Regions from separate parts of the Mus musculus genome. Here all the other regions are linked to region 1. The links are chromatin loops, found by intact Hi-C in ENCODE. Cell type or tissue: heart. All regions are shown on one strand.

Region 1 (8,000 bases):
GAGGTGTGGTTGTATTGGAAGAGGTGTGGCCTTGTTAGAGGAAGTGTGTCACTGGGGAGGCGGACTTTGAGGTCATATACGCTCAATCTATATCCAGTGATACAGTCACCTGCTAGGTGCAGATCAATATGTAGAACTCTGGGCTTCTCCAGAACCATGTCTGCCTGCACGCTGTTATGCTTCCTGCCATGACAGTAATGGACTGAACCTCTGAAACTGTAAACCAGCACCAATTAAATGATAATTAAATTAAAGAGTTGCTGTGGTCACGGTGTCTGTTCACAGCAATTAAATCCTAACTAAGACACATGGATCTCTCACCTTGCACACAAATCCATTCACAACTGATCAAAGACCTTAATGTAAGACCCAGGATGTTGAAAATAGCTAGAGGAATAGGATTGGGAAATACTTAAAGACATAGGCAATGGCCAGGATGGTCTGAAAGGGACTGTATAGGAAAAAAAGCAGTGTCAACAGTTAACACACAGTATTTATGAGACTAAAAGGATTTCACATAGTAAAGGAAACTTCCAGAAGAGAGAGCCCACAGAATGGGAGAAAACCTTTTCCAACTATGCATCAGACAAGGAATTAATATCTGGGATACGTAAAAAGCTGTAAAAGTGAAACAGAACCATCTGGTCAATAAATGAACCGGTGAGCTAAGGAGACAGCTCTCAAGAGAAGAACGAGCAATGGTCAATAGATACTTTTTAAAGTGTCCAGCGCCCTCAGCCATCAGGGAAATGAAAACTGAGCCTGCTCTCAGAGTCCATCCCACCCCAGTCAGAATGACTGAAATATCAAATGACAACACATACCGAGGAGGACACGGGGAGGAGGAGCCCTGATTGCCTGCTGGGGGCACATAAGCTTGTGCAGCCATTGTGGAGATAGATGGAGATTCCTCAAAAAGTCGAAAATAGGACCACAGGACGCATCTGTGCCCAGAGGACTCTTAAGTTGGCACAGCTCAGAGATACTTGAACATCCATGTTACCTGCTGCACTGCTCACAATAGTAAGGAAATGAAACCAAAAATCATGGTACTTACACACAGTGGGATGTTATGTACCCATAAAGGAAATTCTAATCATAGCATCTGCTGGAAAATGGATGGAAATGGGCATCACTGTTTTCAGAGAAACAAGCCAGACTCAGAAGGATAGATGGCATTTTCTTTTCTGCATAGACTCTAGATTTACAGTTATACGTATTGGTGTTGGTATGTGTGTATGTTGTACATGGGTGTGAGTAAGCATGTGTGTGTATAGGTCACAAAACTTGAAAGAGGATTACAAAATGAGAGGAAGAGATCTTTTAAAGAATTGGGGGCTGATTTGAGCTATGTTATATTTTTATGTGCTTAAGTGTTTTGCCTGTGTGTATGTCTGTGCATCACAAGCATGCAGTATCCATGGAGGCCAGATGAAGTGTTGGGTCTCCTTGAGACTGGAGTTCTAGAAGGTTATGAGTTACCATGTGTGTGCTGGAGATCCAACCTGGGGTCCTCTCAAAGAGCAGTCAGTACTCTTAACTGCTGAAGCCATCTTGCCAGGAAAAGAACTTAAGTGAGGTGGGGAATAGGGATGGAGAGGATACATGAAATACCTGTGATAAGAAAGCAGAAAGAAGGGCTAGAGAGATGGCTCAGCGGTTAAGAGCACTGACTGCTTTTCTAGAGGTCCTGAGTTCAATTCCCAGCAACCACATAGTGGCTCATGAACATCTGTAATGAAATATGATGCCCTCTTCTGGTGTGTCTGAAGACCGTAACAGTGTACTCACAGACGTAAAATTAATAAATAAATATTTTTTTTAATTAAAGAAAGGAACGAAAGCAGGAGGAGAAACTAATGGGGTAAGAAAGGAAATCAGCTGTAGTGTGGAGAGGGACACGGGAGTTGGGAACAAAAGAACACTAAATATAATGACTCAGACATATGAAGAGACTACGATGAAATCCATGGTACCATATGCTAACCTAAAAAAAAAAAATCAATGAAAAACAAGATGTCCTTGCACTGATGGACTCTAGGCAACTGCTACCAAAATACCACAGAAACAGAAAGAACATTCTTAGAATTTATGTGGAATGACAGAAGATTCAGACCAATCAAAGTAATTCTCAGCAAAGGGAAGAGACGTGGAGGCATTACAGTGTCCCTCTTCAAAACAAACTACAAGTCACACTTCAGCCAAAGGGTCAGGGTAGAAACAGCTCCACATGTTTTCAGCCCAGTTTTGTGCCAGTCTGAAGGAGCATACATTAGAGGAGGGGAAATCTCTTCAATTAACTGTGCTGGGGAAACGAGCTACCCACACACAGAAGGAAATAGATGTGCACCTTGTTAGAAAACCGACTCAAGCTGAGCGGTGGTGGTACACGCCTTTAATCCCAGAAAAACAGCAAAAACAAAAGAGCCGAGCAATTTGATTTTAAAAATGGACCAATGACCTGAATGGACATTTGTCAACAGATGATGTGTTTATAAGAAGAAAAGGAGACAGGGGATATGTTTTGGCGCATGCAGAGACATCCCTTCCCCCGGAGGGACCAGCCACAAGGACTGTATAGTATAGAGTTTATGCAGGGCATGGGGAGGGGAGTCAAGAGGGTAGTAGAGACAGAGAAGGGGGCTGGAGTGGGGGTAGGGGGGAGGAATAGAGGAGTAAAGGCCGGCCATGAGCACGAGGAGAGTGGGGGGAGGGGTCAGAGGACAGAGCAGGATCAAGAAGGCAAGAGCAAGAGAGAGCAGAGGGGGCAAGCAGCCCTTTTATAGTGAGTCAGGCACGCCTGGGCCTGACTGTTGCCAGGTAACTGTGGGGCAGAACTTAGACAAAATGCTAACAGACAATATTTTAAAAGGCCAACAGGTAGGTATCTGACAAAATGCTATGTACTGATCATATCCAGGACAACAAAAAACCCACCCTAAGTTATCTCTCTCCACTTAGGATGATCACGGGTGAGGTGAAGGCTTTACAACGTGGTCGTGTAAACTAGTACAGGACCACAGAGAACGGACACTGTGGGCTCTGTAGGAAAGCAGAGCAGAAGTGCCTCTGTGCAGATATCTAAGGCGACGAAATCAGTGCCCTGGCTTTCTACAGTTGTGACAAATGCCTGAGGTGGCAAGCTTATAGAGGTGAGCAGTCCCTGGGGAGACTCGTTCACTGAGGATGTAGAAGAAACAGCTCCACTTAAACCCATGGAAGCAGTACTGGCAATAGATGAGACAGGATGAAGCTAGGAATGCATCACGGTTGGGTTCTACGGATAAAGATACTGTGTAGCATTCACGCATAACAGTATCCTTCAGCCATAAAAAGATCCGGATTCTATCATTTAAGGCAAAGTGGGTAGAACTAGAAGGCATTACATGAAACAAGCCAGGCACCGAAGGAGGAGTGGGGCAGAGACAGAGATGGTTCATGGGTAGAGTGGATGGATAAGCGGGTAACCTCTGATGTCAAATGGCACTGTGTTTGTGTGTGTGTGTGTGTGTGTGTGTGCACGTGCATGTAATTTGAGTATTTCAAAACAGTATTTTTAAAGTTCCAAATACAACGAAATATTAACTATCTGAGATTGTGGCTTTATCTTTACATACTTGTACAATTATGTATTCATTAAAAATAAAAATACTGGGGCTGGAGAGATGGCTCAGCAGTTAAGAGCACTGACTGCTCTTCCAGAGGACTTAGAGTTCAATTCCCAGTACCCACAATATGGCTCTGTCTTATGTCTCTTGTGTTCTATTGCTGTGAAAAGACCCCATGACCCCATAACTCTTATGAAAAGAAAGCATTTAAGTGGGGCTTGCTTACAGTTTTAGAGGTTTAGTCCATTATCTTCACGTGGGGAGCATGGTGGCACACAGGCAAACAGGATAGCTGAGAGTTTGACTTCAAGATCTGCAGACAGCAGGAAGCCATTGGGCCTGGCTTGGGCTTTTGAAACATCCAAGCCCTCTCCCAGTGACACACTTCCTCTAACAAAGCCACACCTTCTTATCCTTCCAAACAGTGCCATTTCCTGGTGACTAAGCATTCAAATAGATGAGCCTACAAGAGCTGTTCTTATTCAAACCACCACAGGCTCTTAATTGTCTGAAATTCTAGTCCCATGGGATCTTTTGTCCTCTTCTGTCCCCTGAGGATAGAGCTCTCTTGTGGTGCTTAGACATATGTGCAGGCAAAACACTCACACACACAAGATAAAAACAACAATAAAATACTGCTCTCCCATGGCAATCTTAAGTGGAACCATCTGCAGGCTTGGACGCATGTTGAAAATTCAGCTTTATGGACTGGTGAGATGGCTCAGTGGTTAAAAGAACTGATTGCTCTTCCGGAGCTCATGAGTTTAAATCCTAGCAACCGCATGGTGGTTCACAACCGTTTGTCATGTGAAGCAAATAAACCTATGGACCAGAGCGGGAGAAAGGGATGGGGGAGGAGGGGAAGGAAAATTCAGTTTTACCTATAACCTAACAGCATAGCCAAGAAAGGCACTGCTGCTGGCGCTGGAGGAGCAGCAGATTTGCCAACACTGTTTTATGGGAGGAGTGGGAGACAGCCTGTGAGTTGAGTTCCCGGACAGCCCGGGCTATACAGGGAAACCCTGTCTCAAACAAGCAACCAACAGACTCACACACAACTTCATAAAGTTCTAGAGATATTTGAGCCGTGGCTGCACAGTTATATGAATTAGTAAATGACACTGAACAATAAACTTAAAAATAATTAAAACGTCCGTTATGCATGTTTTACGGCACTGAAACACAAACGTGAAAGCGTCTCAAGTAGTTGAACCACAGCGCCACCTTCTGGCCTTGGCCAGGGAAGCCAGCCTAACTCTTGGGAATGGATAGTCTCATTTTGTCTCTTCTGCCACCTTTATGAACCCCTCTTACCCTGGAGAGTCTCAAAGCAAAAGGGGCATTTGTAATTCTTTAGGGCAACAAATCCTCCTTATATGGCGGCTGCTAACACAGGTGGAGTACATGAAAGGCTCCCTCTGAGCCTGGCAGAGGTCTGCAGACAGCTCATTAGCACTGACAGCTAGCGACTCCAGGACAGGACTCTTTCCAGCTCCGAATTGCCTTTCATCCCCCACACTGAAAGCTGCAGAATGAGGCCAGGGCTTGTGGAGCCATTCAAGCCTGGTCACAGACGCCGGAGTCTGCAGCAGCCGAGTCTTGTTCCCCTATCTGTGAAGAGCCTCCTTGTGCTTTCTTTAACAGTGATTCAGCATCCTTGACCCAGATAAAGGGTTTACAAAAAGCCCTTTCACAAGTGATGTGTTCAGATAAGTTAAATCCCCTGTGATGCATTGCTCACAGCTCTGTGCAGTTCAGTGGCGCTCCACTGACCCACAGACTCGGGAGCAGGTCAGGATGGAGGGAAGAGAAGGCTGCTTTACAACACAGCACTGAAATCCACTCCCAGGCAGGTTTTCTCAGCCCAGATCCAGAGCGAAGCGCTGCAGGTACTACCCAGGTTACACAGGCCACGGAGTCACACATTTGCCAAGAGGGCTTTAGTGACCTGGACAAGGCATGGCAACACCAGATTTCTACCTGTCTGTCGAGAAGCCACTGAGGCTGCACAGGGTCAGTAGGGTACTGCTGGTGAGATGACTCGCAATCTGCAATCCCCTCCATTGTTTCCATTCCTGGAGTGTTGGCTATGTCTCCACACACCCAGCATCTCAGCATTTCAGGGAAGTATTTTGAGGTTTGTTGTCAAGTGGCTCTGAGCCATTTAGACTTAATGTTCTCTTTCCTGTGTTTTAGCATCTATACTAACAGCCACTTCTGTGGACAATCTCAGCTTATACCAGCGTTACCTGTCCACATATTCATGAGCTATATATTCCATCATCCCCATTAGAGTTTCTTTTCTTTTCCTTGCCCTCCCTCCCAAAAGTCTCATACAGCACAGGCTAGCCTCAAATTCACTATGTAACAAAAGATGACCTTAACCTTCCAATCCTCCTGCCTCTACCTCCCAAGTTGCTGGGATTACAGGCACAGGCCAGCACACTTCGTTTGTGTGGTGCTGGGAACTGAACCTAGAGCTTTGTGCATACCAGGCAGACACTCTATGGACTGAGCAACACCTCTAGTCCTTCTCTAACTTGCCTATCCATGCATCCTTCCTCTGGGCCACTTGGCAGTTCCTGGCCTAAGCAAAGTCCATCTTGGAGAAATGGAAGGCAGTATGGTGAGACCTGGCTGTGACAATCAGAGACTGTGGGCCACCCCATGGCCCACCGTTCCCTTTTGCTGTTCCCTATGCTTTGAGATTAGGTTGCTATCCGACTCCATCCTGCGTCTGCAGCCCCAGCATCTGCCCTGCCAGGTAAGAGACAACATCCGACCCAAGCTCTGCAGAGGTAGAAACTGCTCTGAGCCTCCTGCTGTGTCTTGGAGAGAAAGGTCTTGTTCCAGTTGCCACCTGCCAAGCAGCTGATCCGCAGACCATTTACAGCTGTCTCAGAACTGTTTTCCATAAGATGGGTCAGAGGGTGCAGGCGCATGCTGCCATGCTTCAGGGCCTGAGTTTGATTCCCCAGGATCCACATGGTGGAAGAGAACTGACTCCTGTGCATTGTCCTCTGACTTCTAGCTTCCCGTTGTACTTCTCACCCCCAGCCTGCGTAGCCACACCCTCCCTGCGCAGCCACACCCACCCTGCGCAGCCACACCCACAATCGATGACTGATCTGTACTTGTACATAAAGAACCTTTTTCTTTCTTTCTTTCTTTCTTTCTTTCTTCCTTTCTTTCTTCCTTTCTTTCTTCCTTTCTTCCTTCCTTTCTCTCTCTCTCTCTCTCTCTCTCTCTCTCTCTCTCTCTTTCTTTTTTCTTTTTTGGATATTTTCTTCATTCACATTTTAAACACTATCCCAAAAGTCCCCTATACCCCCCCCCCAACCCCCGACCAGAACCTTTTACTTTCAGTGGTGCAAACACATATAATCCACGCTCAGGAGCCGCCACTACCACCACCACCACCACCACAAAATTGCCTCATTAAAAAACAAATTTCTGGAGCCTGGCAGTGGTGCCGCATGTCTTTAATCTTAGCGTTCTGGAGGCTGAGGCAGGTGGAGCTCTGAGTTTGAGGCCAGCATGGTCTATGGAGTGAGTTCCAGGGCAGCTAGTCCTACACAGAAAGGCCTTATCTTGAAACCAAACGAAAGCAAACCTAACAATCCATGCTCGGTTCTGGCTTTTCCGTCCCGGGTAACAGGTCAGCCACAAGGTCCGGCCTCTAGCAATTAGGATGCAGCACACTCTACCAACATGAGCCGTGTGTTCCGCAAACATTCGGCTCAGATGCTTAACCAAAAATACCCTCTCTTCCTCCTCCACACCCAAGTGTGCCTTGTGGCACCAAAGGTCTACAGGGACCCAGTCAAGTGTAATTTGAGTTTACCTTTAGGCTGACAGTTGTCCCTGTGGCTCCAGAGGCCAGAGAGGCAAAGCCCTCGATCCCTCCCTGCTTCAACAAAGAGCGGCTGAGATAGTGGGTGGGGCCTCAGGAGGCCTCCAGGTGTGTCCAGGGTATGCGCGCTTGTTCCCTGCTCAGCTCCAAGAGAATCTTTACCCCATCTGTCTCTCATGAAGACTGTTTGCCTTCTAACCTGATCCTGATTAAGAATCCTCATCCTAGAGAGAGGCTGCAACTTAGAATCACCTCCAGAGGATCTCACTCACTAGGCTCCAGCCACACTCTGACGGCTCTAATGCCCAGAGACAGGAGCTTAAGGACTATCCAGAATGAATTCTTGTTTTTGTTTGTTTTGTTTTTTGTTTTTTTTTTTTTTCGGGTTTCTCTGTGTAGCCCTGGCTGTCCTGGAACTCTCTCTGTAGACCAGGCTGGCCTTGAACTCAGAAATCCGCCTGCCTCAGCCTTCCAAGTGCTGGGATTAAAGGCGTGCACCACCACTGCGGGGCATCGGAATGAACTCTTCACAGAGTCTA
Region 2 (8,000 bases), 210 kb before region 1:
ATGATTTATCAGTGACTAAATTTTGAGAAATGAACCCTCTCTGCACCCAGTAATCTTAAACTATGCATGCAAAATGCAGGTTTTTCATTTCACTTGACTTTGATTCACTTATAAGTTTTCTTCTTCATCTTTTTGGCCATCCACCGTTTTTTAAACCTCTTGGCATTTTGTTGTTTCTGAGCTCCTATAAGAGAACAGAAGCTCCAGGTGTAAAAACAGTCAACAGGTATTCAAAACCCAAGAAACAAAGTCTGAGCGTCTAGTTTACATAAAGTAGATCTTTCAACTTAAAATCATGACCCACCTCCTTCCAAAAACCTTTTATTTGTAAAAACTACTAAAGCCAACAGATGAACGCGCTATCTTACCCCAGGTGCTAGTCAGAAACTGGGCTGCAGCCTTTTTCACTGGTGACCTCTTGTTGTTCAGAGACAGGAACTTGTTTACTAAAGGGAAGAATCACACATCACTGCTTTGTCATTGTGAGAAACTAAGGGAGAGACAGACATAGTCCATAAGAAAATTACCAGTAGTCCTTTTGGAATCTGAACCATATAAACAACTGTGGATGAAGTGTTTGGCTGCCTCTTGCCTTGAATCTCTCAGATCTTCATCTTTAAGCCTTACAGCCATGTAGCTTTCAATCTGACTGGTGATTAATACAAAAGGTCAACGTAAATTAGAGGGTACATGCTTGTTCTCCTGCATAACTCTGTAGTGTATGGTGCTGGGGACAGTCAACCCAAGGTGGCTCCCATACACTACGTACGTACTGTACCACTTGGCCAACATCCTTAACCCAACTTTTTCCGTCCTTAAGGTGGATGGGGTTAGGGTGGTGTCAAACTCAGGGCCTCACAGAAACAAGGCAGGGACTGTACTTTATGACTCCTAACGCCTACATGATCTCACTTTGTTACTATCAAAACTGATACTTTTCTACAAGTAAACCAATACTATCAACTACATGGAAACTGCATCCCACGGGGAAAACGGAACAAAACTCATTACCCGACAGACTGCACTTTCTGTACTTTAACTTTCTTGGAGTTTCTTCCTTTTGCATGCTGTTCACTTTTCTTTTTCAAATTAACTGAAAAAATAAGATCCACTTTGTAAGTAGTATTTATATAAATTAACACCTAATGGAAGTTACTCACTTTGGTGACCACCTATCATGTGAGTACAGGTTTTATTTTGAAGAAAATAGTGGAAAACAGGCTTAAGCCAACTTTGGCCAGGCCTAAGGACCACAAATAACCAAAAATTTCTGCAAGTGCACTTTACCATTACATGAAGTTACTTAACCAAGGACAAGTCATACCTTTTACGTTTTCTGGTGATTTCTTTATGCTGCGGGAGGAAAAAAAAAAAAAACGAAAGATGGGACTGGCAGGCAATAGAGAGTACTCAAAACAAGTATCCAAGATCCTCTCTCGATTTCATGACCCCTGCCCTTAATCTTTCCTCACTGAGCCACACAGCGCTGCCACAACTCCCAGTCATTTGACTAGTATGGAGTGTCCTCAGAACTTAAATTTGAGCACTGTTAATAGAAACTCAGAACTGTTAACTTAGCATTCCAAAGATCAAGTAAAGGCTGGTGCTAGTCTCACAGTATTGAGAAACTAGATTTAGACAACAGTTTGGACCCTGGAGACCAAGGATGAGTTCCAGGTACCTACGGAGTGACTAAACTGCCTGGAAGAGAAAGCACAGAGGCCTGTACAGATGGGAAGTTATGGAGGAGGGAGCGAGAAGAAAGGGTCCACACTTGACCTCGGGTAGGAAAGAGAAGGACCTCACCTAAAAGCACAAACATCTGCTTATATACCTCATGGATTAAAGATCTGAATAATTATGGAAAGTAACCAACAATTTGGAACTACTATTCTGATTTAAAAGAAAAAAGACTTGAGAAGTTAGAATGTTCTAAGGTCAGGTGTGGTGGTGCACACCTTTAATCCCAGCACCAAGAGGCAGAGGCAGGCAAATCTGTGTTTGAGGTCAGCCTGGTCTACAGAGCAAGAGTTACATGACAGTCAGGGCTACTGAAACCCTGTCTAGAAAAACAAAAAGAATGTACCAAGGAGTGAATTCAGCAGGGCGTAAACTCAAGCTTTGGGTTTGAAGCACTGGCAACACGGCTGCTAAACGAAATGAGGAACAGAGAAAGGGGTGGCGGCAGGTAGAGCAAGCTAAAGGAAAGTCTGGGTTTAAGTTCCTGCTGCAACACTAAATGTTCTCAGTCACTTACTTACCATCTATCTTGCTAGACAAAGTTGAGGAACTCCAAAAGCACTGTGTAGCTTTTAAGTTTGGGGAGAATTTCTTAGGGTCTACAGACTTTATGCACGTAGAAACTGCAATACTTACTCGGCCTCTGAAGCTGTAGTTAGCTGCTCTAATACAGCATCTGGAAGCAGCTTTCTTTTCTTTGGGGATAAAGACATTTGATGACAAGTTAAAGTGAGGTACAGGTATGCCTGGAGATAACTTCTAACGTTACTCATTTCGAACAGTCCTGAATTCGGGCCAATCTGTGAATACGTCCCTGCTGCCTCTAAACCGACAACATTAAGACTGGATTTAGAAAGCCCAATACAGGCCGGACATGGTGGCGCACGCCTTTAATCCCAGCACTCAGGAGGCAGAGGCAGGCGGATTTCTGAGTTCGAGGCCAGCCTGGTCTACAAAGTGAGTTCCAGGACAGCCAGGGCTATACAGAGAAACCCTGTCTCGGAAGAAAAAAAAAAAAAAAAAAAAAAAAAAGAAAAGAAAAGAAAGCCCAATACATTCCCTGTCATTTTACCCAAAGTAGCTCAACGTTCAAGTATCCCGGCTACTAACTGAAAGGTATTTAGGTATGGCCACTCGAAATCAGATCTCTGGGGTGCGAAAAAAGAAATCATTAGCTCCAGCCTAGAATTTTAAAAACTCAAGCAAACCTCACCACCTCTGGAAGCCTGTAAGACCTACTGTCAGGGATAGATGAGTGTCAGTGCTTCCACGCCTACTTTGAATTACGGCAGACTCCAAGAAACGCCAATGGCCCTTGCACCTCTCCAGTACCCTATCCTTTAAGGAGCTTTTAGCAAGGGAACTCTAGCCCCGGCCGAGTTTACATAAGCGACAAGTCCCGCGTCCAACCTTCTGTTCGATGAACAGCTCCTCGCGCCGTTTCCTCTTCTCCTTCAACAGCGTTTTATCCCTGGAAGGAAAGGAGTCGGGTCAGCGCCGGCCGAGCCTGGGGAGTCCCGAGGCGCCAACATTCCCGGGCGCTGCACCTGCGAGCACTCGCGCGCACGCGCAGCTCCTCCTCCCGGGCTTCCGCCTGGGCGCTGGCGAAAGTCAGCTCCTCCGGGGCTTCGTCGTCCGCGTCCTCCTCCTCGTCCAGGGGCTCGGCGGCCGCGCCACTGCTAGGCTGCGCGAGCAGCAGGCCGTGCTCCGCCTCCTCCTCCTCCGAGGCCGCCTGGTCCTCGTCCACCATCGCCTCAGCCGGCGCGGGAATACGCGACAAGCGGGGCCGGAGCTGCACCATGGCAAACGGAAAGGCGGCTGTCTGACCCTTGACCCGGAAGCAGCCGTGCGCGGTGCGCGCTCTCTACGCCCTCTGCTGGTTCGGAGGCCGCGAAACGTGCTGAGGCGCGTGCGCGGGAGGGCGGGGCTTTTCATGGCTGAGACGGGGGGGGGGGGTAAGAGGGCGTGGTTTCGTGCTGCTAGGTGTCGCCGCCTTTTTTTTTTTTTTTTTTTTTTTTTCTCCCCCAGGTTGCTTAGATCTATGGAACAGAGGCAAGGGTATAATAAATAACGAAATAAATGACCATCGTTGCTTGTGAGATGCATCCCTGTATGTATTGTGTACGACCCACCCCCATCACCACCCCCACCCCCTCCAACCCTTGCAATCCTCTGCCCATATATTTTTTGGGAATACATGGCCCACGTGATGTCTTTTACCAGCTATACAGTAGGAAATGATTCTTCATTCCCTAATCTATCCGTGCACTTGGATGAGCTGTCCTCTCTGATATGTGTTCCCCTACGCAGAACGGTTGACTTTCAACGTCCCACCCAGAGACCATGGCATGTTTAGTTACACTATTCTCTAAATACTCAAGTCACCTGGCTGTTGCTTCTACCATTCTAAAGTCATTGATTTCTAATGTCACACTATATGTTCGACAAATGGTTAGTTAACATATATACTTCCTACTTCTAAACCTTATCCCCCCCCCCCTCTTGTTTAGAAGCAGTTTCCAATTTAAAAAGAACAAATAAGTGTGGATAAAAAGATCAAAACAAGGCCTGTAGGTGGTGGTGCATGCCTTTCATCCTAGTGGTGCGGGGCAGAGGCAGGAGGAACTCTTGTGAGTCTAGGCCAGCCTGGTCTATGGAGTGAGTTCCAGGAAAGCCAAGGCTACACAGAGAAACCCTGTCTCAGAAACAAAACAAAACAAGAACTGCTAGAGACATCGTAGGCAGAGAAGGATGGGGAGGGTGGCTCTGAAACGTCTGGGCTCGGTCAGATAGAAAATACAAATGAAAAACATTCTCTGAGTCCGGCAGAGTAGTGCACGCCTGAAATCCCAGCACTCGGGAAGCCGAAGCAAGAACATCTTAAAGTCTGGGCCAGCCTGAACTAAAGTGAAACCTATTGCAAGAAAACAAATGTTTGCATCAGCAGACCCCTACAGTAACTAGCATTGAGAGAGGTTAAACTGAAGCCCGGTGACAACCTACCAAAAGCATGTGATGGTCCATACGTGTAGATGCCGCATTAAAGTGTCACAGAGGGCAGGAGAGACGGCTCGGCAGTTAAGAGAACTTCAACTTACTGCTTGCTCTTCCAGAGAACCTTAGTTCAGTTTCTAGTACCTATGTCAAGCAGCACACAACCACTTTTTTTTGTTGTTTTGTTTTGTTTTGTTTTTCGAGACAGGGTTTCTCTGTGTAGCCCTAGCAGTCCTGGAACTCACTTTGTAGACCAGGCTGGCCTTGAACTCAGAAATCCTCCTGTCTCTGCCTCCAGAGTGCTGGGATTAAAGGCGTGCGCCACCACCGCCCGCTACATAACCACTTATGACTAGTTCCAGGGGCTCCAAGGGCTTTGGCCCCTGCAGTACGCATAGCCATTGCATACAGACAGACACACAGACACACACCTTGGAAAGGTATCACTGAAATTATAACTAGCTCCCTAGCTTCAGCTTACCACCTCCAGTGTGACCCTCATGCTGCCTGGCTACTTCTCCAGACTCCCAATTGGTCAGATAATCTATCTCCTTCACGCAAAGGACTTTTAGGATTTGTTACAAATGACTGTCACCTATGGTACACGCAACTCTCCCTTGTTGCCTGCGGTAGATCATTTTAAATGTCAACATGGTTGGACTAACAAACACCTGTGGGGAGCCACGAAGTCCTGAGTAAATGAGTATTGTTGACATGGGTCCAGCCACGTCAGTGTCAAGGACCCTGATGCCCCAGTGGCAAAGCTTTCCCTGGGTCAGGTTCAGGGAAATGGCAAAGGCTTCCTGTGCCAATGTTGGCAGTGTGTGCAAAAACTAGCAAGGGCAGCTCCTTCCTCGTGGGCGACTACAACCTGAAATGGCTCCCCTCCAGTCTTCCCATAGAGACTTCTGAACCCCTATTCCTTCTGCTACCCATAATAAACTTGCTGAGTCCCCGAGTTGCATAGGACGTGGCCTCCATCCAAGTGACGCAACCCACCCGACCCCAGCTTTTCTGCATGCCTTTCTGGCATTTGTTCCGATGTCTGTCACCTCTTCGTTTCCAACTTGCTGTCTTCAGCTTTCCAGTACCCGGCTATGCCGGGTTCGGCAAACACCTAACGCAACAGTGAGGCACACCTTTTCCATGTGCCTGCTGGTTCCCAGAGAGGATTCGCTGAGGAAGAAATACCCTGAATGGGAGGAGCGGACTGTAGTCTTAGGGAACCGGGAAAGCGAATGGAGTACTGGAAGTCCCTGGCTCTGCTTCCTGCGCAGCCGCAGACCAAGCCATTCCCTCCCCCAGGTCTTCCTTGCTGAGATGCCTTCCTCTGAACTGTGAGCCGAGACATGATGGACCTTTCTTTCATTCTTTTAAGTTTTCTCGGGTACTTTGGTCATAGCCACGTAACTAGGGACAGAAACCCAAGATATTAAAGCAAATGGATTTCTGAAGGGGCTGAGGGGAGGCGGACCAGGTCCATAGTTACCTGGAGAACTGACTGGATCCAAAGGAGGGCATTTACTATGTTAGTGGCCACAGCTTCCTTCTGGGCCTCTCATCCCTCTCATTCAGGCCCCGGCTGCATCAGCAGGTAGAGCTTAAAGACAGAGCAGCGTTCTTGCTACTTTATTGCAAGGTTAAAAAGGCCATCCTCTCAAGGACCTGTAGCTCCGGCAAAGACTATCTCTCCTTCACTTATGACGTGAAGCAACGGTCATCCATCACTTCCTTTCCTTAGAGGCAGCACATCTGCTTCAACGTGGATTTGCAGTGTTCCTGTCCTCATTCTGATGTCTCTACTCGGACATTCCTCTTCTTGCTTTGCGTGACTTCTTGCTGCAAGTTATTCAGTATTCTTTAAGGTAAGACATCCAAGGGAAGTAAGCACTGAAAAGAAACGAAGCCCCAAGCCAGGGCAGCTCTTGGAGGAACATCCTTATACAGTAAGTTACCAGTTATAAAAGTAGTTGCATTTCTACAAAAAAAAAGTACAAAAAAATAAGTATGAGGGTTTAACTTTCAGGGTTTTAATTCTCTTTTTCTGTTTTTGCCCAAGATGCAAACATACAATCAGGATAATTGCCTTCTAAAGCAATTTAATTACAAAATTTTCCCTTCCAGTAACTAACCAAAAAATATCAAATCCCAATTACTCATATTTCAGTTCAAATCAAATAATATGGAAGGACTTGACAGCCTCTTCCAGATCAAACACATTTGCTGCTGGTATTTTGAAACCCATCACGTAACAGATTGTCTGCTTGGGGCTTGAAGGGTGTTTCCATATTTTTCCAGAGTTCAGCTCACCATCCATAAAGCCATTTTTCCCGTTAGTGCCCTGCTTTAGCACTCCAGGATACCGTACTGCAGGTCCTTCTCCTCTTTCCACAGGGCGGTTAAGAAGTCCTTTCAGTTTCATGAGGAGCAAGGGCTTCAGGAAGAGTTTTCCCACAGGGTCCGGGAAAATGAAACCTAAACACAAGAAGCCATACAGCAGAATTAGGAGGTGCGAGTCAGCAAAACGAATGTACAACTACAGCCAATAGCATATAGCTAATGGTGTTTTAAATTTTTAATAGATTTTTTTTTTCCTTTTGACAGGATCTCATTATGTAACCCTGGCTAGCCTGGAACTTGTTGTGTAGACCAACCAGGCTAGCCTTGAACTCACAGAGATCAGCTAGTCTCTGCCTCCCAAATGCCAGGATTAAAGGTGTGTGTGGTGGTTTGAATATTCTTGGCCCAGGGAGTGGCATTATTAGGAGGTGTGGCCATATTGGAGTAGGAGTGGCTTTGTTGGAGTAGGTATGTCACTGTGGGTGTGGGCTTTAAGACCCTCCTAGCTACCTGGAAGTCAGTATTCTGCTAGCAGCCTTCAGATGAAGATGTAGAACTCTCAGCTCTGCCTGCACCATGCCTGTCTGCCTGGATGCTACCATGCTCCTACCTTGATGATAATGGACTGAATCTCTGAACTTGTAAGCCAGCCACAATTAAATGTTGTCCTTTATAAGAATTGCCTTGGTCACAGTGTCTGCTCACAGCAGTAAAACCCTAAATAAAACAAACAGCTACTCCCCAGCTGTAAATTCTGGTTCAGGAAGTCTGGGTGTCTATTCATAAGGGCTAGGGTGATCAGAATCTTTGGGAAGATTAAGGGAACACCAGGAAAATTATAGGAATGAGGAAAGGTGGGCTCCTATTAGCCAATTCCATCTCAAATGGAAGGCCTGTGTGCTAACCAAAAAGAGCAAAGATGAAAC
Region 3 (8,000 bases), 140 kb before region 1:
ATCCATGGCTTCTGAATAAGAGAACAGTTCACTCATCGAAGGGAAAGAGGCTTAGAACGCCTAGAAACGAACATAACATTAGCTCAACACACACCCATCCAATGTTGAAATATAGTACAACACATTATATTCACTTGATTTATTTTTTAAAATGTGGTGTTGGTATAAATTAAAAGGTATGCTGGTCTGGGAATAGAGCACAGTAGCAGAATGCTTGCCAGTCACCATCCCCAGTTCTGCACATAGAAATGAAATGCATAAATTAAATAAATAAAAGTCTGTTTGTGGTTGAGGACTTGGGGGTTTGTTAGTTTCCAGGAAGCAGGGCCCTTCCTGGAGACAATAAGCCACAGAGAAGATGTTGGTCAAGGGAGTCTGAAGGGTCTTGTTGTCTGAGTTACTGAGGGGAATGGAAGTATGAACCAGTACAGCTTTTCCAGAGGGGAGGGGGGCTGGCAGTATGTTTCAAAAGTTATTAAAACGGAGCCATCCCTGAAGCAGGCATCTTTACTTCAGTAAGCAATACAAAGATAAATATGTGTGTATAAAATTTTCCTTAAGACTATTTGTGGATTTTTTTCTTTTAATATTTCAGACAGGGTCTCATTGCATTGCTCACATTGAACACACAGAGGTCCATTTTCCTCTGTTGAGCAACAATATTTGTTTCTTTTATTATCATTATTAAATTTATTTATTCACTTTACAATCCAATATCAGCCCTTCCTCTCTCCCCTTACCCCCTCATATAAGTTCTTCCCCATTACCCTTAGAAGGGGAAGCCCCTCTCTGGGTATCACCCTCCCCCATCCCATCCTCCTATCCCTCCCATATCATCTCCCACTGAGGCCAAAGAAGGCTGTCCACTTAGGGATATGGGATTCACAGGTAGGCAACAGACTCAGGGAGAGCCCCTGCTCCAGTTGTTTGGGGGACCCGCATGAAGACCAAGCTGCTCATCTGCAACATACGTGCAGGGATTCATTCTAGGTCCAGCCTGTGCTTGCTTTTTAGGTACCAAGTTAGTTGACTCTATTTGTCTTCTTATGGAGTCCCTATCCTCTTTCTCCCAACTCCTTTGTAAGAGTCCCCATGCTCCATCTACTGTTTGGGTGTGAGTCTCTGCATCTCTTTCCATTGGTGGTTGAGTGGATCCTCTCAGATGACAGCTATGTTCTTGTCTACAAGCATAACAGAGTACCGTTGATAGTGTTGGGGATTGGTTCTTGCCCATGGGGTGGGTCTCAATTTAGGGCAGTCATTGGTTGGCCATTCCCTGAGACTCTGATCTCTCTTTGTCTCTGCAAGTCTTGTAGGCAGGACACATTTTGGGTTGAAGGCTTTGTGGGTGAGCTGCTGTCCTTATCCTTCCACTAGGAGTCTTGCCTGGCTACAGGGAATGGCCTCTTCAGGATCCATAGCCCTCACTGCTAGGAATCTTTGCTATAGTCACCTCCATAGACCCTCTGGGGCTTCTTGCCATTCTAACCTAGAGATTGCCACAACAACCCATCTCCAATATCTGTTTCTTAAAAGCCAAACTGCCAACTGCAACACTCAGGAGAGCGGGCCCTGCACCTCACCTGGGCAGCACAGTAGAGCTAGCCCTGGTGAAGGGGGTGCAGGTGAGACTGAACAGCTGCCCCCCCCACTCCCACTCTTGGCATGGGTGTGGGGTGGTGCTCCTCTTGCCACCTCTAGTAGGTGGTCTAGTCAAGAGAGCTGGCTCTGAGGGCATGAGAGGAGGAGAGCTAGCCCTGTTCCCTCACTAAGTGTAGCACTCTGGAAAGCAGGCTCTGCACCTGACCTAGGCAACACAGTGTAGCTGGCTCTGATGGCAAAGGCTCGAGTGAGCTAGCATTAAGGGTTTGAGAGGGAGAGAACTGACCCTTCCTCCCGCTGATGGCAGCATTGTGAAGGAAGAGTGAGTGCTTGCCCTGGTAATGCTGATAAGGGAGAGCTGGTGGACGGATCAGCTCTGCTACCACCCAGGTCCCGATCCAGAGCTCTGAGACGGCCCACCCCAAATCTGTATCATCTGCAAAAGATTGGGACATATGAAAGGTCCAGTCCTGCTGTTCCAAAGCTGCAGGATCTCCATCACACAGGGCAACAACAGGATAACTGGGAAGAGTCTCGATGAGGATCCAATACTGATGGTGTCCCAGAAGCCAGAGATCTCAAACCAGACCAATGACTCATTGCGATGAACAACTGAAAGTGAAGGTGTGTGGACCGAGGAGTATACTGTGGGACACACTGTAACACACTACAGCTTCCACACTGAGATGTTTTCTATGATCTGTTGTTGTTTGTGTAATTTTTACTTTGAGGGGGAGGTTGCAAGGATGAAAGGCAGATATGAGGGAATGGGGAGATGGGATGGACTGGGGTGCATGATATGAAACACAAAGAATCAATAAAAAGTTTTAAAAATCCAAACTAACAAAGCGGGAAACAAATTACAGTCATTGAGCAAGGGATTGGCTGGGGCTGGACAAATAGTTCAGTGTTAAGAACACTGAAAGCTCTTGCTTAGAACCAGAGTTCAGTTCCCTGGGCCACACTCGGCAACCCACAGCTGCCTGTGACTTTAGCTCCAGAGGATATGTCGTCTTTTCTGGCTTCCCTGGATACCCACATTCGTATACAAACACACACACCTCACCCACACACATACACACAAATAAATGTTTTTAAGTTAAAAAATAAGAGACTTGTTAAATATATTAAATCAAGAGATTTTCTGAAACATTAGTCTGGAATGATATTGATGTGGATAGAGGCCTATTAATAGCATCATGAGAATGGAGCCAAGGCTAGCTCAGTTGGTAAGAGCTTGCCCAGCATGCATGAAGTCCTGAATTTTATCATCAGCACTGCATACTCTGTGGTGGCACACAGTTGTAATTCTAGCACCTGGAGTTAGAAACAGGAGGATCCAAAATTCAAGGTCATCCTAAACTAAAAGCAAGTTCAAGGCTAGCCCAAGCTACAGGAGACTCTGTCTCAATAACAACAAACAAAGTATCCTGAGAAAAGCAAGATGAAACTGGGTGTTGTGGTGTGTGCTTTAAAATCTCAGCACTTGGGAGGCTGATGCTGGAGGACCATAATTTTGAGATCAACTTGACCCACATAGCGAGACCTAGGCCAACCTGATCCACAAAGTGAGACCCTTCCCCAAAAATACAGGATGGATTTATAAAGTGTGAAGAGTTGTTGGATGTATTGGCATATAACTGCAATCTTAGCAGGAAGGAGTAGAGGATCATGAGTTTTAGGCTAGCCTCAGGTACATGGTCAGATTCTCAGAAAGAAAAAAAAAAGACAGAGAGGAAGTATATGTGTACACAGTATGCCTACATGTATATTGAAGAAGAGTTTAGGAGTAGGTACACAAAAAATGTCAATTATGGTGGAACCCATAAAGCATATTTATTTTCTTTGTATTTTACTTCCTGAATTTTGGATAGTGGACACATTTGGGGAGAGATTTTTTAAAAATATGAATAGTAACACATTAACCATCTGGAAATGCTGACTAGTAGAACTTTGTTACACTTCTAAATGGTAATCCAGCCTTAACTAATTGTTTTTATAAGAGTTGCCATGGTCATGGTGTGTCTTCACAGCAATGAAACCCTAAGTAAGACACCCCTCAAATGGTTAACTGTTACTTTATGGTATGTGGTTTGGTATGGTATTGTGGGTTGGGTATAAAATGTAGCACCCCCCCCCCCCAACATACAGCAGAGATTAGATCCTAGGAACATTCAGTAACAAACTTCAGAGGTGGGTGTGATTGTCTCTCCGGGACTCTAGCCACATGAATACATCATCCAATGAGCCCTCACGGTCCAGTCACTGTGGTGCTAACCCACAGACAAGCTCATACCCCAATATGCCCTTTAATGGTGGGCCCCGATTAGAGGAAGGTCACCTAGACTGTGTCTTTGAAGAGTATAGTTTGTCCCTAGCTTCCCTCCACCTCTCTCTTCCCTGCCCACTAGAAGATAAACATCTATGCTACACAGCTCCCACAATGAGATACACCCCCAGTTCAGGCCCAAAACAATGAGAGCAAAGGACCTTGAACCAAAACCTTTGAAACCTTAAGTCAAAATGCATCTTTCTTGTTTTAAGTTGGTTAGCTCTGGTATTTTGTCACAGCAACGAAAGTCTAATAAAATATGTAAATGTAACTTTTTTTGGCTTTTTTTTTAAAAAAAAATTTTTATGTGAGTGCTCTGCTGCATATACATCTGCAGGCCAGAAGAGGGCATCAGATCCCCTCATAGATGTCTGTAAGCCACAATGTGGTTGCTTGGAATTGAACTCAGGACCTCTGGAAGAGCAACTGGTGCTCTTAACCACTGAGCCAACTCACCAGCCCATAAATACAACTTATATTCACCAGATGTACTTGTCATCTCCGAGGCTTACTGCTGAATAAGCTCACCCTTTCTAGTTCTTTCTGAACTCTGGCTGGCTGGTTCAACTCAGCTGCTCTGGCTCAAACTTCTCTCCAAGCTGACTGATTCAATCTTGCTTCTCTCAGCTTCTCACTGAATTTCTCTGTTTGGCCTCAAACTAACTGGCAATTTGTTCTAATCTTCTGGCTCCTTTTTATCCTCTGGCTTCAACTGCCTCTGCTGACCTGCACTGAACTGCAAGAACGGTTGAACTCAACTCCACTGCATTGCACTCACTACACCAACTCCCAACTGACTGGACAGAACTGCCCCCACTCTCTCTCCCTGAACTGCTCTTAAATAGATTCTCTTTCCTGTCCTGTTCTCCTGAAAGTTGGGCATATCCTATCTCTGATTCATTCTGTCAAATCTTTCCCTGATTCATCACTTTGTTCCTCAATTAGACATCATTATCCAATATGGCTGCTTCCTTCTAGAAAGTAACGTTAACCTACATCGTTAGGGAGTTAAAGGTGTGTACTAAGGGCATGTCTGTATTCCAGCAACCATGTTGCTGGATTAAAATTCCTCTACAAAAATATGCATGTCTCAGGTTTAAAGCATTTCTCATGTTTGCTCATTTTATCTTTTAAAAAAGTCTGAAGTTCTTTATAGAGGTATGAAGTCGTATTGTGAGACCAAATCTTTTTGGACTGAGACTCTATCTTAGAGAACCTGATCCAAGTTTGAACAGGCCGGTTCCTATTGCCAGTTTCCAGGTTACACCCCCCTGAACCCCCACAATCCAGTGTCTAGCACCAGTTTCCAGGTTACCCCCCCTCCCAAATATCTGCATCTAGCACCGGTCTCCCCTAACAAATCTGTACCCCCAGGTTATACGCCCACCCCTGCCTAACAACAACCAATCAGGAGAAAAGCAGAAGTTAAGTTTATGGTTTGTCTCCCAGCACCAGCTAATTATACTAAAGGCCACAGTACCACCCCAATTAGATGCTTGCCGGGCTAGAAACACTCACCCCATCCCTTGCCATTTTCTATGAAGCCTGTCCCAATGAGTGTTCATGGGGTTTTTCTCCACCAGAACCATCCTGTGGATTGGTGGTGAGTTAAGCTTAAACCGGAGCTTGTGAATAAAGACCCTCGTGCATCAGATGGATTCCTGATTGGTCTCTTGGGGTTCACAAATGCTTCCTGCTACTAGAATATTTCAGTTACCCACTGCTGCACAAAACATGGCCTCCAACATTTAACAGCTTAGAGTCACATTTACTACCCCGTAGGTTCTTGGGGTCAAGATTCTGGAGTCAGTCTAGCTTCTCTCCCACAGGTAAAAGTTGTTCATGATATGTCAATTATCCTCTACAGATCGAATCCTCCCACACACAACCCCACCCCTGGAGTGGGGGATTGAAGATCTAATCTGAAGCATGGTGGTGTTTGGAAGTAAGACCTTTGGGAAGTATTTAGGTGTAGATGGCATCATGGGAATGAGCCATGTGATGGGTTTAAAGCCCTCAGAAGGACAGGAAGAGATCACTTCCCCCCAGGCCACATCAGAAAACGGGTCCTCATCAGACATGGGATCCAGCAGCACTCAATCCCAGACCTTCCACCTCCTGAGCTCTGAGAAGTGTGTGCTGTTCAGCCATTGGGGCTGTGGCATCTTTTCAGCGGCTTAAGAGGACTGAGACACATCTGAGGTCTATAGGAAGTGTATTTCAAAGAAGGTGCACACAAGGCAGTTGGCTAGAAGCCCCTCTATTTTCTCCCCAGTAGCCCTCCACCAGGCTGCCCCAAGTTCTCACGACTTGGGTAGCTGGCTTCCCTGATCCAAGATAAGTGTATAGGCGAAAGCAAGCAGGAAGCTGCAGTTCCTTTTATGACATAGCTTCCAAAGTCACACACATCTTTCTACTCCTTAGTGAGTCACCAAGTCTAGCCACACTCAGTGGGCGGGAAACCCATCCCACATTTCAAAGGAAAGGATGATAACCAAAGACTAGTGACACTTAAAATCCACCCTGGTAGAAAGTGGTGACCCCCACCCCTACCTGCTCTGCCTTCCAAGCCCACCCTTCCTCATGGACACAACTGACATTCCTTTTTTTTTTTTTTTAAGATGTATTTATTTATTATGTGTACCCCTGCCCCTGGGGAATCAGAGGTAAGGTGATTGCAAGTACAATAGAGTAGGCCACCAATCAGCTAAGCCTTCGGCCCACTTTACCCTTGGAAGCCTTTAAGAATGGACATCTTGCTTTGTTTGGTGGGAAAGGAGTCTCTCTCTTCAGTGCCCCACACTGTCGATAGCCTTCAGGAGTCCCTTACTATAAAGTTCTCACCTGCAAGATCTCTGCTCGATCTATCCCCTTTCCTCTTTGTCTCCAGAAGCTGGAATTTGGGGTCAGGACCTGTGTGTCCTGACCTGTGTGGAACCCAAGAGCTAACAGGTAGCAGGAGGGAGTGTGTGTAAGGGAGTGTGTGTATCCTGATTTTCATCAAGTGTGTTTGCACTTTCACCAGGAGCTACAGAGTTATCAAATATCAAATATCAAGTTAAGTTTTCTAGTTTAGATTTGTTGAATATGTTTTTTTTTATTTAGTTTATTTTATGCATATGAGTACACTGTAGCTATCTTCAGACATGCCAGAAGAGGGCATCAGATCCCATTGCAGATGGTTGTAAGCCACCATGTGGTTGCTGGGAATTGAACTCAGGACTTCTGGAAGAGCAGTCAGTGCTTCTAACCACTGAACCATCTCTCCATCCCCATATATATTTTTTTTTCTGAAGATTTTTTATGCTATATGTATGCCTGGTGCCTATGGAGGCCAAAAGAGGTGGTTATAACCCTTGGAATTGAGTCACAGGTAGTTGTCAGCCACATGCAGCAAATCTCTGAGTTCAAGGCCAGCTTGGCCTCTAGAGCGAGTTCTGAGATAGCCAGGGTTACACAGAGAAACCCTGTCTTGGGGTAAGTATATATAAATTTTTTTTCCTTTCTTGAAGACATTTGACTGGCCATCAGATTATTTTAATAATCACTGTCACATACAAACTTTCTGATTCTTCTTCCTGGGGTCAATATAACTTATATAGTTCTATAAAGTCTATTTAATTAAAGTTTCGAAACTATATAATAGACAGACTTTACCATATTTCAATCCTGAGGTTTTTTTGTTTTGCCTTTCTTCAGAGATTTGTCTATTTTACCTAATGGCAATTTATTTTATTTTAAATTTACTTTTGTGTATTATTATTGTGTAAGTATGTGTTAGGAGCATATCATAGTGTGTGCATGAGTGTGTGTATGTGTGTATAGGTCAGAGGACAACTTTTGGGGGTCCATTCTCTCCTGTATTTATGTAAATTCAGAGGACCAATTCAGTTGGCCCAGATTGACCACCAATCACTTCCACCCACTGAGCCACCTCACTAGTCCCTTAATTAATAACAATATTTTACTATTATTGATAATTTTTATATTCTTGGGTTTTATTCTATTATTTTAGTGTTTATGTTTATTTCTCTATTCATCTAAATTGGGTGTGTGTGTGTAATTT

The links. A loop is a pair of places that touch in the nucleus more often than their neighbours do. Peaks named below come from ENCODE experiments on the same cell type or tissue, not always from the same donor. Only the 100,000 strongest peaks of a DNase experiment are listed, where the experiment ranks them.
Region 2: it touches region 1 in a loop (4-fold over the local background); 18 of 42 quality-filtered maps call a loop at or near these places.
Region 3: it touches region 1 in a loop (7-fold over the local background); 29 of 42 quality-filtered maps call a loop at or near these places.

Annotation. Positions count from the first base shown.
Region 1 is chr13:43,179,925-43,187,924 of GRCm38, reverse strand. All of the region lies in intron 3 of Gm40929 (a long non-coding RNA gene), which reads right to left. Among named protein-coding and RNA genes, the nearest start is that of Gm40929, 12 kb to the right of the region's middle. In heart, a CTCF peak has its summit at 4,840 (motif pointing left); a DNase peak (open chromatin) is centred at 4,857; H3K4me3 peaks cover 1,141 bases; H3K27ac peaks cover 3,689 bases; H3K27me3 peaks cover 902 bases.
Region 2 is chr13:43,393,946-43,401,945 of GRCm38, reverse strand. It overlaps Sirt5 (sirtuin 5), which reads right to left. Exons shown (of 9, transcript NM_178848.3): 9 at 6,743-7,209. The coding sequence ends at 7,134. It overlaps Nol7 (nucleolar protein 7), which reads right to left and starts at 3,570. Exons shown (of 8, transcript NM_023554.2): 1 at 3,288-3,570; 2 at 3,151-3,211; 3 at 2,377-2,435; 4 at 1,325-1,353; 5 at 1,012-1,093; 6 at 528-649; 7 at 369-446; 8 at 1-184. The coding sequence starts at 3,541. The coding sequence ends at 105. In heart, a CTCF peak has its summit at 3,605 (motif pointing left); DNase peaks (open chromatin) are centred at 3,455 and 3,545; H3K4me3 peaks cover 1,873 bases; H3K27ac peaks cover 901 bases.
Region 3 is chr13:43,317,941-43,325,940 of GRCm38, reverse strand. No RefSeq gene overlaps it. Among named protein-coding and RNA genes, the nearest start is that of Gm52047, 16 kb to the right of the region's middle. In heart, CTCF peaks have their summits at 4,274 (motif pointing right) and 7,083 (motif pointing right); no DNase peak of the experiment used is centred here.